Linked DNA regions of Homo sapiens: region 2 is linked to region 1. A link is a contact called in ENCODE Hi-C or POLR2A ChIA-PET data. All regions are on one chromosome and are shown on one strand. The core of a region is the stretch at or near the end of the contact, and the rest is flanking DNA. Distances in the headings are between cores, read along the strand shown. Region 1 overlaps FRMD4A (FERM domain containing 4A). Region 2 overlaps FRMD4A (FERM domain containing 4A).

Region 1 (7,587 bases), core at 2,525-5,024:
ACTACTCCCAAGCATGAACTGTAACATTAGACCACTTTTTAATTTCATCTACTTACTTATTTAGATGGGGGTCTCACTCTGTCACCCAGGCTGGAGTGCAATGGCATGATCACGGCTCACTGCAGGTTCAACCTCCTGGGCTCAAGCCATCCTCCCACCTCAGCCTCCCTAGTAGCTTGGACGGCAGACATGCACCACCATGCCTGTCTAATTCTTTTATTTTCTGTAGAGATGAGGTCTCACTGTGTTGCTCAGGCTGGTGTCGAACTCCTGGCTCAAGTGATCCTCCCACCTTGGCCTCCCAAAGTGCTGGGATTATAGGCATGAGCCATTGCACCTGGGCCTAGACCACTTTTTTTTTTTTTTTTTTTTTTTTTTTTTGAGACAGAGTCTCACTCTTTTTGCCCACACTGGAGTGCAGTGGTGCAATCTCAGCTCACTGCAACCTCCACCCCCTGGGTTCAAGCGATTCTCATGCCTCAGCGTCCCTAATAGCTGGGATTACAGGCATGTGCCACCACACCAGCTAATTTTCATATTTTTAGTAGAGACGGGGTTTCACCATGTTGGCCAGACTGGTTTTGAACTCCTGACCTCAAGTGATCCACCCACCTTGGCCTCCCAAAGTGCTGGGATTACAGACATGAGCCAACCCACATGGTCCTTAGACCACTTTTTAACTGTCACCATATTAGGCAGCTCCTACTGCCAGAACAAAATCCCATAGACTGGGTGGCTTAAACACCAACATTTATTTCTCACAGTTCTTGAGGCTAGAAGTCCAGGATCAGAGTCTCGGCAGGTTTGGTGTCTCCTGAGGCCTCTCTCCTTGGCTTGTGGACATCCGCCTTCTCCCTGTGTCCTCACTTGACCTTTCCTGTATACTGGAGTATCCCTGGTTCTCTTCCCCTTCCCAGAAGGACCCAGTCCTATAAGGACTCAGTCCCACCCATATGACCTCATGTAACCTGAATTACCTCCTAAAGATCCTATCTCCAAATACAGCACATTCTGAGGTATGCTGGGAGTAAGGACTTTGGGAATGAATTTTAGGAAGGCACATAGTTCAGTCCCTAACAGTGACCTCGAGCAAATGACCTCTTTAAGCAATTGTGAGGTATTAAGGCAGCAATGTGTGCAAAGCCACCCACCACAGAGCATCCTGAGACAGCCATGGGCCTCACTCCGTCATTTTTATAGGGACACACTGTGCTGCCTGGGATGGGCCTCTGCTTTCTGCACCTGGGAAGTCCATGCTTCACAGGAATGGTCTGCTCTGCTCTGGCTCTGAAGACAGCAGGCTCAGTGTTTCTCCAGGGAAAGTCGGGCCTCCAGCTGGGGCAGCACACGCCGGCTCAGACCTGAGTCATCACTCTGGTGTTAGGAGTCCACTCCTCCCAATCTCAAGCACTGCGGGACATGGCTGGTGGCTCAAGGCCCCCTTCCTTTCCTGAACCAGGAGCCTGTATGCCGTGAGCTATGATGTGGGCCTGGCTTGCTGAGCCTGGAGCCGGTGTGTCTTTCACATGACCATGTGGCAATCTGGAAAAGTCCATGTGTCTTAAGCTCTCAGTGTTGTACAAGCTGAAAGGAGAAAGAAAACAGGAGGACGCCAATGGTACCCAAAGCCAACTTAACTGGGGTCTCAGTGAAAACCTTAGGACTTTACAACTACATCTACAGATGCCCTCTGCATTACTCTGGTGCACGTTTTATGGCAGGAATCCTGTTGGCAGAGATGACCACAGAGGAGGATCACTCAGAAAGCATTTTCTCAAAAACTATAATTTCTTTAGTCTCCTGTTCAGGTGGATAATTAAATAAATGGTGATTTTCCCAAAATGCCTTTAGAAATGGTGGTCCTGGCTGGATGTGGTGGCTCACACCTGTAATTCTAGAACTTTGAGAGGCCAAGGTGGGAGGATTGCTGAAGGCCAAGAGTTCAAGAGCAGCCTGGGCAGGACAGCAAGACCCCATCTCTAAAAAACAAACAAACAAAAATTTTAATTAGCTAGGTGTGGTGGCATGCACCTGTAGTACCAGCTACTAAGAAGACTGAGGTGGGAGGATCACTTGAGCCCAAGAGTTCAAGGCTGTAGTAAGCCAAGATCCACCACTGTACTCCAGCCTGAGTGACAGAGCAAGACCCTATCTCTAAAAAAAAAAAAAAAAAAAAAAGGAAATTATTCTTCCAGCCAAGCCCTAAAGTCATATTAATCATTGCATTTATCTTAATCATCATTGGATGGTTTTTATTCAATGTCCTGGTTAAGGTCAGTATTTTAGACTGTATAATAAAGAAAACGGGCAATGTCCCCATCTCCCAGGAACTTACAGTCTAAGGTCCATATTGTAAGGTATGTAGCAAACAGAACATAGGCAGGCGCGGTGGCTCACGCCTGTAATCTCAGCACTTTGGGAGGCTGAGGCAGGCGTATCACTTGAGGTTAGAAGTTTGAGGCTAGCCTGGCCAACATGGTGAAACCCCGTCTCTACTAAAAATACAACAATTAGCTGGGCGTGGTGGCACATGCCTGTAATCCCAGCTACTTGGGAGGCTGAGGCACCAGAATTGCTTGAACCCATGAGGCAGAGGTTGCAGTGGGGCAAGATCGTGCCACTACACTCCAGCCTGGGCAACAGAGCGAGACTCAATCTCAAAAAAAAAAGGGAGGGAGGGGGAAGAAAACAGAACAGAGAGGAAGCAATGCAACAAACTGAGAAGCAGAGCAGCAAGAGACAAGTTTACAAAAGGAGATCATAAATGGCACATTGTGGCTGGGCGTGGTAGTTCATGCCTGTAATCCCAACACATTGGGAGGGCAAGGCAGGAGGATCATTTAGGCCCATGAGTTTGTGAACAGCCTGGGCAACACAGGGAGATCCCCATTTCTAAAAAAAAAAAAAAAAAAAAAAATTAGCTCTGCATGGTGGTGCACGTCTGTAGTCCCAGCTACTGGGAAGCCTGAGGCAGGATGGCTTGAGCCCAGGAGGTAGAGGCTTCAGTGAGCTATGATCACGCCACTGCACTCAGGCCTGGGCAACAGAGCAAGATCCTACCTCTAAATAACTAAATAAAGAGATAGCACGTTGTAATTCAGCAATCTTTCCTGTGATGTGTTAAATAGGGAGATGATTAGAGAAGAAAAGGTGTGCCCTGTTTTTCATGGAAAGGAAGGTTCTAGAAGAGCTAAGCCTGCTTTCTTCCTCCATCCCCTTAAGAGGTCTTCATTGGGCAGGTCACCATAGTAGCCACCAGATTCCTGATTGCTGTCATGTCATCAGAACAGGAAGCAGGAAGAAGAGAGTGAGGAAATGAAGGGAAGATAGAAAATATCGAACCCAACAGTTCTGTGCAACCAGAGATGTGTGTGTTAAGGGTACAACTTGCAGAAGAGGAGTGGGATTGGGATTGGATGGAGGAAAGCTGGGCGTAGTGCATGATGGTACAATATTCACATCTTCTTGTTGAATGCAAGGTTGCACTGTCAGTCAGTGTACCTGTGAACATACTGGTGCCCACAAAGAGATGAGATGGACCTTGAGTAATGACATTGCCTGAGTGGATAAGAAATTAGAAGCTGCCTCATCTGGCCAACTGTTAGAAAAAGTACAGTGGCTGCAAATGTGACCCCGTGATCTTTTGTAACTGCTGTAGTCTCCCCACTGCCAGCTTTCTGATCTGTGGAAAGCTCTAAACAGTTTCATTAAACAAGGTCAGGAATCTTGGCTGGAATTCTTGGCTTCTCAGGGCTTGTCATGGGAGAGGCCAGCACTCGAGGCCCAATCAGGACTCCAGAATCCAAGTGTCAGGGCCCCTGAACCTTGCTGGGCTCGGCCCAGTAGGCTTTGGGAGAAGTTTCTTTGCAGCTCACTGACCATATTAAGGGAGGGAGAAAGGCAGCAGTTAGGGCAGTTTAAACTGGTATTTGTAATTTTGGGTGGTTGTCTCAAAGAGCAACCCCCTTGAGGAAAGCATTTCTGGAGCCAGTATTTCCAAAAATGTGCTGGAGAGGGGTCTGCGTCAAGTAAGTTTGGGAAATGCCTCACCATCCTCACCATGTGTTCCCATGTGAGATGTGGGCACATTTGCTTAAGAACCACTGAGGAACCGGCCGGGTGCGGTGGCTCATGCCTGTAATCCCAGCACTTTGAGAGGCTGAGGCAGGCAGATCATGAGGTCAGGAGCTCGAGACCGTCCTGGCTAACACGGTGAAACCCCGTCTCTACTAAAAATACAAAAAATTAGCCGGGCGTGGTGGCGGGTGCCTGTAGTCCCAGCTACTGGGGAGGCTGAGGCAGGAGAATGGCGTGAACCCAGGAGGCAGAGCTTGCAGTGAGCCCAGATCGTGCCACTGCACTCCAGCCTTGGCGACAGAGCGAGACTCCGTCTCAAAAAAAAAAAAAAAAAAAAGAACCACTGAGGAACCCTGGAGTGAAGACCCCTGGTTAGTCAGTCTTTCCAGGCCCTCCTTGCCATGAAAAACCCTCCCTCCTGGGCCACAAACTCATTTTGGGGTATGTGACTTCTTCAGTTGTGGAGGAACAAGGACCCGATGTAATTAACACTCTGGGAAGTGCTATAACTGGCTCTGTCAAGACCATGTGAGACCTATTCCAGCTCTACTAGGGGTAACGGGTGGCTCCAAACAAGCCACTTCGCATTTCTGTTTCTCTGTTTCCTCCCCGCGCCCCCCAAAGAATTGTCAATTTCTGTACCACCTCTTTTTCCTTCCCAGGAAAACTACCAAGATCAAGGAAATGACATAAAAATGCTTTGGGCTGTGGTGTGACCAAAATGTCAGATGAGTGCTATGAGAGTTTCTTCCAAGACAGACTGATGTCCATCCCTTAAAGAATAACCAAAATCCTGGCCCGGTGCTTTGGCTCACACCTGTAATCCCAGCACTTTGGGAGGCCAAAGCAGGTGGATCACCTGAGGTCAGGAGTTCAAGACCAGCCTGGCCAACATGGCAAAACCCCGTCTCTACTACAAATACAGAAATTAGCCAGGTGTGGTAGCTCACACGTGTAGTCCCAGCTACTCAGGAGGCTGAAGCAGGAGAATCCCTTGAACCCGGGAGGCAGAGGCTGCAGTGAGCTGAGATCGTGCCACTGCACTCCAGCCTGGGCAACAGAGTAAGACTCCATCTCAAAAACAAAATCTTGAATTCTCTGCTGAAGTGTTTAGTGCCAGGCTCATAGTAGACACTCTCTAAATACTTAGTGAATTAATGAATAAAAATAATAATACAATGGTCCCCAACCTTTTTGGCACCAGGGACCTGTTTGAAGGAAGACAATTTTTCCAGACTGGTGAAAGGGGGAGGGGGATGGTTTGGGGATGATTCAAGCACATTACATTTCTTGTGCACTTTATTTCTATTATTATATTGTAGTATCTAATGAAATAATTCTACAACTTACCATAATGTCCTATCAGTGGGAGCCCTGAACTTATTTTCTTGCAACTAGACTGTCCCATCTGGGGGTGATGGGAGACAGTGACACATCATCAGGCATTAGACACCTGATGGAGCACACAACCCAGATAGCTCGCATGCACAGTTCACAATAGGGTTCATACTCCTATGAGTATCTAATGCCACCACTGATCTGAAGGGAGGTGGAACTCAGGCAATAATGCGCGATGGGGAGCTGCTATAAATACAGATGAAGCTTCACTCACTCTCCTGCGACTCACCGCCTGCTGTGGAGCCCGGTTCCTGTACTGGTCCGTGGCCCTGGGGGTTGTAGATTCCAGTAATAATATATAAGGACTATAGAACTATATGTAAAGGTATATAACCACATATAAAATGATGACTGTTTACATGCCAGGCATACAACCATTACCCTTGTAAGTTTTCACTAATTCTTGAGGACAACCGTAGGATAAACTGTTGTTATCTCCATGCTACTGTTGAGGAAACTGAGGCACAAAGAGTTAAGTAGGTTGCTGAGGTTCACACAGCTCCACGAGTGAAGTAACTGGGCTCAAAGCCAAGTTCGGCGGCCATCAAAGCCCTCCTCTTAACCATTACACTTGCCGCTGTGCTGAATGAATGCATTTTGAAAAGGATAAGAAAGCATATTTCTTTCTATGCATCCTAATGACCTCCATCTCCGGCCACCCCCTGGCAGCCTCACTCTTGGGTCTTAGATAGATGATATCATCATGACATGTTTTCCGTGCACGCTGCTATCACGGGGAATTATCTGATTGTCTGGAAGTCCATTTGCTAAAGTGGGACAAAGGGAAAAACTGGGCAGAGAAGAATTTCGGAGGTAAGAATGAGGTCTTGTGTAGTCAAGAGGGGAAATGTTAACCCTGTCAGCTTAAAAAGCCATGTGCCTCTGTCTCTCGCTCATTTAAATCACCCACTGTTAATAGCCTTCCTGGAAATGTGTCCCATGGCAACACAGGCTGGTCTCAGTTCCCTGTTCACCCCCTGTGGAGCCCCGTGCCTTGTTCTCCTGACGTGCTTTGTAATGCTGAAGATGACTCTCTGGACCAGAAATTTCAGACGCATCAATTTCGTCTTCCCTCTGCCCCGAGGGATGAAGTCAGTTCTTCAAAAGTTTTCTTTCTAACGTCAGGCTTTCAAATTCTGGTATCCTTTGACTATTCAGAGATTAATACTTAGAGGAACTCCAAGAAGCCTCCGGGGGAAGGGGCTTGATATCTCACCATTTTTCTCCCTCCTGGAGAAGAGCACAAAGGACTGTGCTCATGTCTGCAGGCCGGGTTTTATTTTAGGGAAGACGGGACTAATTTGTGTCCAGAGACCGGTTTCTTAGGAGAACTGGTTAGGCTGCCTGGCTGCTTGTTTTTTTGGTTTGGTTTTGTTTTGTTTTGTTGTTGGTGGTGGTTTTTGTTTTGTTTTGTTGTTGTTGTTGTTTTCTGAGATGGAGTCTTACTCTGTTGCCCAGGCTGGAGTGCAAGGGTACAATCTCAGCCCACTGCAACCTCCACCTCCCAAGTTCAAGCGATTCTCCTGCCTCAGCCTCCCAAGTAGCTGGAATTACAGTCACCCACCACCGTGCCCAGCTAATTTTTATATTTTTAGTAGAGACAGGGTTTCGCCATGTTGGCCAGGCTGGTTTTGTACTCCTGATCTCAGGTGATCCACCCACCTCCCCCGTGGCCTCCCAAAGTCCTGGGATTACAGGCGTGAGCCACTGCGCCTGGCCTGCTTGGTGTTTTTCAAATCAGCTTACACATTCCCAAGGAGGAGGACATGTCTCCTTCTGCACCCACTTTGGACTTAACTTTTAAGCGCCCAGACCCTGCCTCTGGGTCAGACTACCTGGCTTTGAGGCCCAGCTCCACTATGTCATAGCCGGGTGACCTTTAATATGGGAATGATCATAACAATAACATCTGCCTCATAGTGTTGTTGAGATGATTAACTGCAATTCTGTATAGATTAGTGGGCTCTTGTAAAGACTTACGAGATGCTAGGCATTGTTCTAAGGGCTTTCTCTGTTAGAAGGCTTTTGATCCTCACAACGCTCCAATGAAGCAGGTACTGATATTGTATTGACAGGTTCATTTAACCTGCCTGAAGCCACACAGTCAGTAAG
Region 2 (7,587 bases), core at 2,378-4,877, 53 kb before region 1:
GGGGGTCCTTATAGCCATCAGAAGGAATATGGACTTTTTGTCCCCAAAGCCAGGGAAGCCCTGAACAGGTTTTTAGCGAAAGTTACGGGATCAGATCTGGGATTTAGGAGAATCGCTCCAGCTGGAGTGGAGAATGCATCTGAGAGAGATAAGATCAGCACCCATTCACAGGGCTGCTGGAGACATCCTGGTGAAAGATGATGTGGCCTGAGTATGCCTGGCGCCCAGCAGTTGCTCACTCAGCTTCAGGCACTGTTGGGATAAGGGGCTGCCCTCATGACTTTTCATGAGGTAGTTATGAGGACAGGCTCCATGATCAGGTGAGGAATGAGAGAAAGGAGGGAGGGAAATGAGCTCTCTATCCCTGTTTCTGGCTTTGGGGAGGAGGAGGGAGCATGCTGTTTACTAGGAGAGGGAGCCTGGAGGCAGGATTGGCCAGTGAGGCAAGTTCAGTTTAGGACATACAGAATATGACAGTGGCCAAGGCGGAAAGCAGGAGGTGTAGATGTGGATAAAATTCAACAACTCCTCTAAGGATGGAAACAAAATATTGGAAGAGAAATGTATGTCTGAGCTGGGTGCGGTGGCTCACGCCTGTAATCCCAACACTGTGGCCAAGGTGGGTGGATCACCTGAGGTCAGGAGTTCAAGACCAGCCTGGCCAACATGGCAAAACCCCGCCTCTACTAAAAAATTAGCCGGGCATGGTGGTGGGTGCCTGTAATCCCAGCTACTCGGGAGGCTAAGGCAGAAGAATCGCTTGAACCCAGGAGGGGAGGCTGCAGTGAGCCGAGATTGTGCCACTGCACTATAGCCTGAGTAACAGAGACAGACTCTGTCTCAAAAAAAGAAAAAAAAATGTTGTAGGTCTGAACATTTCCTCATTGTCCATTACTAGGTGTTGCAGTCAAAACAAATCAGGACTAGAACTAGTCTGCGTGCAAAGAAACAATATGCCCTCTGAGGACCTCAGAACACAAGGAGATGGGCTCCAATTGCATTATCAAAAAATGGGGTTTTGCATTGGAATACGCCTCACAGACTTTAGAGAGGTACCTGAGAATCCCATTCGAACCTGGCTTCAGATCATCAAGTCTCCAGTCAGCTTGAAATAACACAGGTAGTTAAGACCAGCCTGGGCAACATGACAAGATCCCGTCTCTACAAAAAATACAAAAATTAGCAGCGTGTGGTGGGGTGTGCCTGTAGTCCCAGTTACTTAGGAGGCTGAGGCAGGAAGATCACTTGAGCCCAGGACGGGGAGGTTACAGTGAGCCGTGATCACACCATCACACTCCAGCCTGGGTGACAGAGTGAAACTCTGTCTCTATAACAAACAAACAAACAAACACAAAACAGGTAGTCCTTAACACCAGCGTTCAACTTTTTTCTCCAATGCTAACTGTATGCCCAATTCCCTTTCTATTGATGGTGAGGCCTTTTGAACTGTTGAAAATTTTTACCAGTGTTGTTTAGAAAACAACACAGGACCTGTGACTGGAAAAAGGTATAATTTTCAGTCAGTTGGAAGACAGGATGTGAGTGATTTCTTTTTATTACGAAGTTTGTAAGTCCTCAGAGCCTACCGGTCTCCGGAAAATGATGTTTCTAGATCTACCAAGTACTAGATCAACCATGGTGGGAGGAAAACCAGTCTCTCCCCTGAAGAGTGGATGGGTGCAGGTTGGAAATTCTAGAGAAAGACTTTACCCAGAAACAAGTCGGCTTTTGCTAAGTGGAGGCTCTTGCCAGCATCCCCTTTTATTTTATCACCGTGTTTTGACAATTCATGAAAAAAAATGTGTCTAAGAGCAAATTGAGCTCCTCAAGCAATAAACATTTAGACATACCCTGTGAATTGAGTTATTGTTCTTGGTGGGGAATCTTCCCAGAGTTTGTTTCTCTTTTTTGGAAAGACAACGTGTCAGCCCGTTTTCCTACCCCGGGTCTCTCGCAATGGAAGTCTCCCTCTCCCAGTCATTGTCGCGAAGCCTTGACAATAGCCACATGCCTCGGTTATCCTGCAGCAACTTCCATTGAAGAGTTGAGGGGAGATTAAAATTCAATACAATTGGACTAGATCGAGGGGTAAGAGCTGTGCCTTCAGCCAAGGGAGCTGCTGTCTCCGGGCTCTCAGGGTAGGAGAGGGCCTCGAGCGGTGGCTTTGGGTGGGTTTTGTGGGGGAGCCAGGGGTCCCCCGCTTGGGGACCTCCGTGCTGGGCATCCCGCACGCTTTGGACGCGCGCAGCCTCACCGGGAGCGAACTTTGTCTCGCCTGCGGGTGCCACGGAGAGGGGCTGGGAAGCCGAGCCAGCTCTGGCGGCGACTGGGGGCGTCCCTGGCTTTCTGGGGGGGCGGGGGCGCGCATTGTTGTCCAGGATCGGGCGGCGGGCGGTGGCGGCGGCGGTGGCGCGCGGTGGCCGCCTAGCACCCGACCTAGCAGCGCGCCGGGGACTGGCTCGGGGCGCGCTGGGCGCACCATGCGGCGGGCCGGGCGCGGGCGAGGGGCGGGCCGGCGGCGGGGCTCACTGGCGCCGGGCCAGGCTCGGCGCGAGAGGCGCGAGCGGGCTATGGGCTGACGCCGAGGGCCCGCGGCGGGGGCGGCGGCGGGGACGGGGCGGGGGCTCGCCAGCTGCGGGCGCCAAGGCCGCCTAGTAGGCCAAGGGCCTTCGCCCGGGCGAATGGGACGCCCGTTCCGGGGTACCAGCCGCTTGCAGCCAGAAGTTCCTCGGATCCCTTGGAAGCGCAAAAAATAAAAGGTAATGTGTCTTTGTTTCCCGGTCGCGGTGGCAGGGAGGCGACTGACGGCAGCCCTTCGCCTTCCGTGTTTTCACGCTGGGCCGGGGAAAAGGGACGCGCCGCTGCTTCTTTACTGGGGGCCTGGAGTCGTTTATTTCGCGTATGTTACAGTTTTTAAATGCAAATCCCACGTGGGGCACATACTGTGCTTTCTTCTGCAACCCTCCCCTCGGCACACACACACCTACTTTCCTTGGGCACCTCAGTCCCACGCTGTCTGAATCTACCCGGGGAGATAGGAAAGGACATGGCTTTAGGCAGAGCTGTGTAGGCTTTTTTTAAAACCATTTTCTGAGAGTGCCAGGGGAGCCCTTTCCTTTGGGTGCAGGACAGGGCGTTTCAGACAAGGGTGGCGGGGGCCAGCAGCCGATCGCCGGTGCCCGGGGCTGCTAAGATGGACTGCTTTTTACGTTCCAAATGGCTGCAGCAAGTTTGATGCAGAGAAAACGGACGCTCGGAAGGGGAGGAGAACAGAAGGGAACCCCCTTTAGTACGTGCTCATTTAAAATTGGCTAAATGCAGTGCTTCTATATTGGAGGCAGCTGCTCAAATGTTGGTGCACGTTGAATTCAGAAAAGATTCCCGGTGCTGCACCGAGAAAGCTGCGTGGGCTGCCTGTGCGTAACGAGCGACTTGGTGCCTTTTTCTCCAGTACCCTGTTAGCAGAGTAACTGTTCGTACATTCAGGCGTATTCTGCGAAATTTCCAAGGGATGGCTGTGCTAATAATAGCTCTGGCGACGGCTTCTTAATAGACATCCTCATTCTGAACGATGCAGCCATGCCAGCCCCCCGGGAAGTGCAGCTTGCTGAGAAACGAGAACCAATGCCCGCAAAGGACTCCCTGACCCCACCATGAATGGATGCGGCTCTGGCTCCCCTATGAATGGAGCATCCCAGTGGAGACGCTGCTACTGCTGTTTCTGGCTTCTTTCAGTTCGAATCCTCCTCACAGATAGTGATGAAAGGGGTTGCTCTGAAAACCTAGACAGGCACATTTCTAAGTCTGAGCTGGTCAGTGGTGACAGCCTGTTCTATCGGGAATACATCTGCCTGGACCTGATTGAGGGTTCAGCTGCTGGTACCCCCCTTCCACCTCTGCATCCGTAAGTCGTCCTTTTCCAACAGCATCACTGATCTGTGGGAAAGCACCGCTCAGAGAGCCCGGGACAAACTGCTGACTTCATCCTGGGAAGCCACTGCTGACCCTGGGGAAGTACCTTAGGAACTGGATACAGTAACCTGTCCCTTAGACTTCATGAAACTTAGCTGGGTATGCCGTCCTTCAAATGTGCAGCAAAGTGCTTTTGCATTGGGGGCAGCAGTCAGGGAGAGGAAGACACATTTCATTGTTTTGTTTTTGGTCTTTAAATTGTATCAAGCCCATTCGTAGCATTAAGCCCCATTTATGTTTGAGTGTGACTTGGACTTGGACAGGGCCAGAAGACCAAAGCCTCAAATCAACAGAAATCTGGTTTGGTTCTCAAAGTGTTACTTGTCTCTTGCAACCTAGAAGGTTAGGAGATGATCCAGTTTGTACACTGTCTTCTGTTAGATCCATTCTGTTGCAAAGGAAGTTTGGGTTTATTTAGGGCACAGCAGGAATGAGGGTCGTGTGACAAATAGGTTTGAATCCACTTGGTCCTGAGAAGTTAAATAGCTGCAATTAATTTAATTGGAGGCAATATTTGGACATGCTTTGAAATCAACGCTATATTGTCCAGCCAGTGAATACAATGTTGCCTCCAGATAAGTTAGAAAGAAGTAATGACTGGTGTATGAAGTTGTGTGGGTAGAAGTAATGTTTTAGGGAGAAAAAATTAAATTCTTATTCTTTCATTAAAGGGGAATTGTTTTAGTAGGAATAAGGATCAGAAAATCTCTCCACCCTCTTTTGTTCTGACCAAGTGTGATCTGCCGCTGCTATTGCTATATTGTTTTTGGCACTTGTCTTGAACTAATTTTATTAATAAGACTTGTTATTTATGGCACGGGTTCTCTTTGTAATTTGCAGACATTGTTATCAAGTCCCCTGATAACCTGGCAGGTGGCTGGTGCCATTAGCATGATCTCGTCATTGGGGAAACTGAGACCCCTTGAGGTTCAGTGAGTTGCTGATTTCATAATCCATGAGAACAGCATCCCAGATGTGCACAGCTCTCGATGTTATTGTCACAGCGAAGTTATAGCCTGAGGTCAAAGGGAAAGACATCCAGTGACTCCTTGCTTGGTTCTGGAACTTGGGGAGAGAGCTCTGTGGAATAGCAGATATGCAAGAGTTGCCAAGGAAAGAGCTCTTGAGTCAACCTTAAGGAGTGGATGCAAAAAGTGAGATTGGTTTGTGATGTGAAAGAAAGGGATATGGAAGGTTCAGGAGATCTCATATTGAGGGGACTTGCCAGGCTACCTTTGTCTTTAAGTAAGTGTTGGGTGAGACTACCATCAAAGATCGTTACTGCCTTTACTGCATGAATATACCACTTGTGTTTACATTGTTTATGCTGGTGCGTGTGTGTTTGCATCCGCACGTGCGTGCAGCATGCTTGTAGTTCAATTCACGTGTCCAGCAAGCCATATACTTACCCCTCATAAGACTTGCGTTTAGCCTGACGCATCATACTGAATGAAAGTATAATGGAGCAATTTACAATCTAAAGCTTTGTTCTTAGATATTTTTGCATATTTTAAGAAAAGGAACAGTATAACTTTTGAAGAATTCCTAGTTCAATATGTCAAAATGAGAAATAGACATGCTAACAGTTAACCAGCTTTTGAAGTTCTTTTAAACTACTCTCCACAGAGTATTAGAATGTCTGAGTCCAGTGTCAGGAGTAACTTCAATTCATATGTCTTATTTTTGGGGTAGCACCTGATATGATAACATTTGTGGCAGAATTTCTCTTTTTTGGTTTATTTGTTGTGCAAAATCTCAGCATCTTAGAAGCAATTTCTGGGACCTCATAAGAAAGCAATAGGGTAATGATCTTCTAATGATTCCTCAGTCTAAACCCTAAAAACTATATTCCCCTTGAGCTAAAACAGGAGTTCTCTTACCTTAATAGAATCAGCAAGTAACTCAGGCCCATGTGCCCTCATGACCTCCCCAGGACACTGCATTTTTATCGGTTCACCCCACCTTACCCATTTCTGATTCTGCGCTGTCCGTTTCTCTCTGGAAATGTCATGAAAGGAACAACAACAAAAAGATGTTGGATGTCTCTGAAAAGTTAGGCATTGATGTAAGAAAAGGAAGAAAAGGGATCATTGCATCAATTGTGGAGGGTATGTAGATATTTGGGTTTTTCCTCCAATAGCAAAATCAGAGTCAGAGAATCTTGGAAAAGTGGCTGCTAAAAAATCTGATCTTGTGGGGAAGGGCGTGCTGGATTTTATCTTGAGGTGTTCATTCCAGCCATAATCAGACTGAAGTACATCAGTAGTATTTTCCATTTTTAGTTGTTGTTTTTCCCAGAAAATTTCATCTCCAGAGTTGGTACAATAGCTCTTGGAACTTTGGGCTTTGGAGTCACGATTGCACACAAAGGCCAGACGGTTTCAATGCTCTCTTCTGCAAAAAGTTTTCTGAATCAGCATAAATCCAGCTTATCAAAAATTCTCTTCACAGCAGTTTCATTTTAGTTCCCTAAATCCATCAGCTGCCACCCTTTCCGTTGTCTCATGGAATCAGCACATCCTTCTCTTATAAGGAATAATTTAGACACACCCTTACATTGGAAGTAACCAGCTCTACCACCAGTGGCATTATTTTAAAAATCCCTATCACTGTTCCTCTCTTACGTTTACAGAAGATGGTCAGAGCTGGTGCTACTGTTTAGTACATTGCACTAATGCTTATTTGGGGGGCTAATGAGTGTGTGTGTGCGTTCAGTTATGTTTGTTTTTTGTTTTGGTTTTGTTTTGTTTTCAGATGGAGTCTTGCTCTGTCACCAGGCTGGAGTGCAGTGGTGCAATCTCGGCTCACGGCAACCTCTGCCACCCTGCCTCAGCCTCCCAAGTAGCTGGGAATACAGGCACGTGCCACTACGCCCAGCTAATTTTTGTATTTTTAGTAGAGACGGGGTTTCACCATGTTGGCCAGTATGGTCTCGATCTCCTCACCATGTGATCCGCCCACCTCAGCCTCCCAAAGTGCTGGGATTACAGGCGTGAGCCACCGCCCCCGGCCTCAGTTCTTAACTGTATCAGTGGAAATTGGGCATTTTCCTCCCAAAGAGAAACATTGTTCATCTTCCACTTGAAGATGGAAGTCACTGCTAAGAATAAAAGTCACAGTTGTTGGAAAGTAATAGAGGACTATGGGGGATCCGGTTCAGTTCAGGGGCCTTATTACTACCAAATAATCAAGAAGAAATGAGTGGTAGTCTCAGTTTGAGTCAAATCAAAACCTCTCTACAGATGTACCAGCATAATTAATTCTAATTCAGAGAAGTTCCTTGTAGGCTCTAGCTTGTTAGGAAGGGCGATCTCTACACTGTGTGATGTTTTCTGGCTTTTTGTTTTAAAGGTAGAGCTCCAGCCATTCAATGATGCAATACAAGAAGAAACGTGTTGTCTGTGGTCAGGAGCATTGGTACATCCATACCCTTTGCCCCAAACTCTGACTTACATTCACATGTTCCTTTTTGCTCCTGCCTTCTTAGCAATTATTTGCCAATCCGTGGCTACTGCGTATGTTTTGCTTGCATACACTCACTACATTAACTCGCTGCTCATGTTGAGCACTCCCCGGACCCTGGTTGTATAAGCAAATCGCTGAGTGAGTGTAGCA

What was found. Hi-C counts contacts between places; a loop is a spot of excess contacts on that map. ChIA-PET counts read pairs that join two places held with the same protein, here RNA polymerase II (POLR2A). Pooled maps may share reads with other maps.
Region 2: a map of ascending aorta shows a loop between it and region 1 (2.6-fold over the local background). The contact joins two enhancer-like sites. A Hi-C loop is called at or near these places in 12 of 168 maps with a recorded cell type or tissue (Right ventricle myocardium inferior, aorta, ascending aorta and 8 more) and 12 of 50 pooled maps. POLR2A ChIA-PET finds 5 or more read pairs at or near these places in 1 of 52 experiments (activated T-cell).

What each region holds. Positions count from the first base shown.
Region 1 is chr10:13,833,583-13,841,169 of GRCh38, reverse strand. All of the region lies in intron 3 of FRMD4A (FERM domain containing 4A), which reads left to right. Among named protein-coding and RNA genes, the nearest start is that of FRMD4A-AS2, 150 kb to the left of the region's middle. Within about 2 kb of position 3,774, at least 10 of the 41 ENCODE cell types and tissues checked have a DNase peak (open chromatin) inside an H3K27ac peak, as active enhancers do; they include ascending aorta and heart right ventricle, where a contact is called at or near this core.
Region 2 is chr10:13,886,796-13,894,382 of GRCh38, reverse strand. All of the region lies in intron 2 of FRMD4A (FERM domain containing 4A), which reads left to right. Among named protein-coding and RNA genes, the nearest start is that of FRMD4A-AS2, 100 kb to the left of the region's middle. RefSeq lists an enhancer at 7,074-7,203. Within about 2 kb of position 3,627, at least 19 of the 41 ENCODE cell types and tissues checked have a DNase peak (open chromatin) inside an H3K27ac peak, as active enhancers do; they include ascending aorta and heart right ventricle, where a contact is called at or near this core.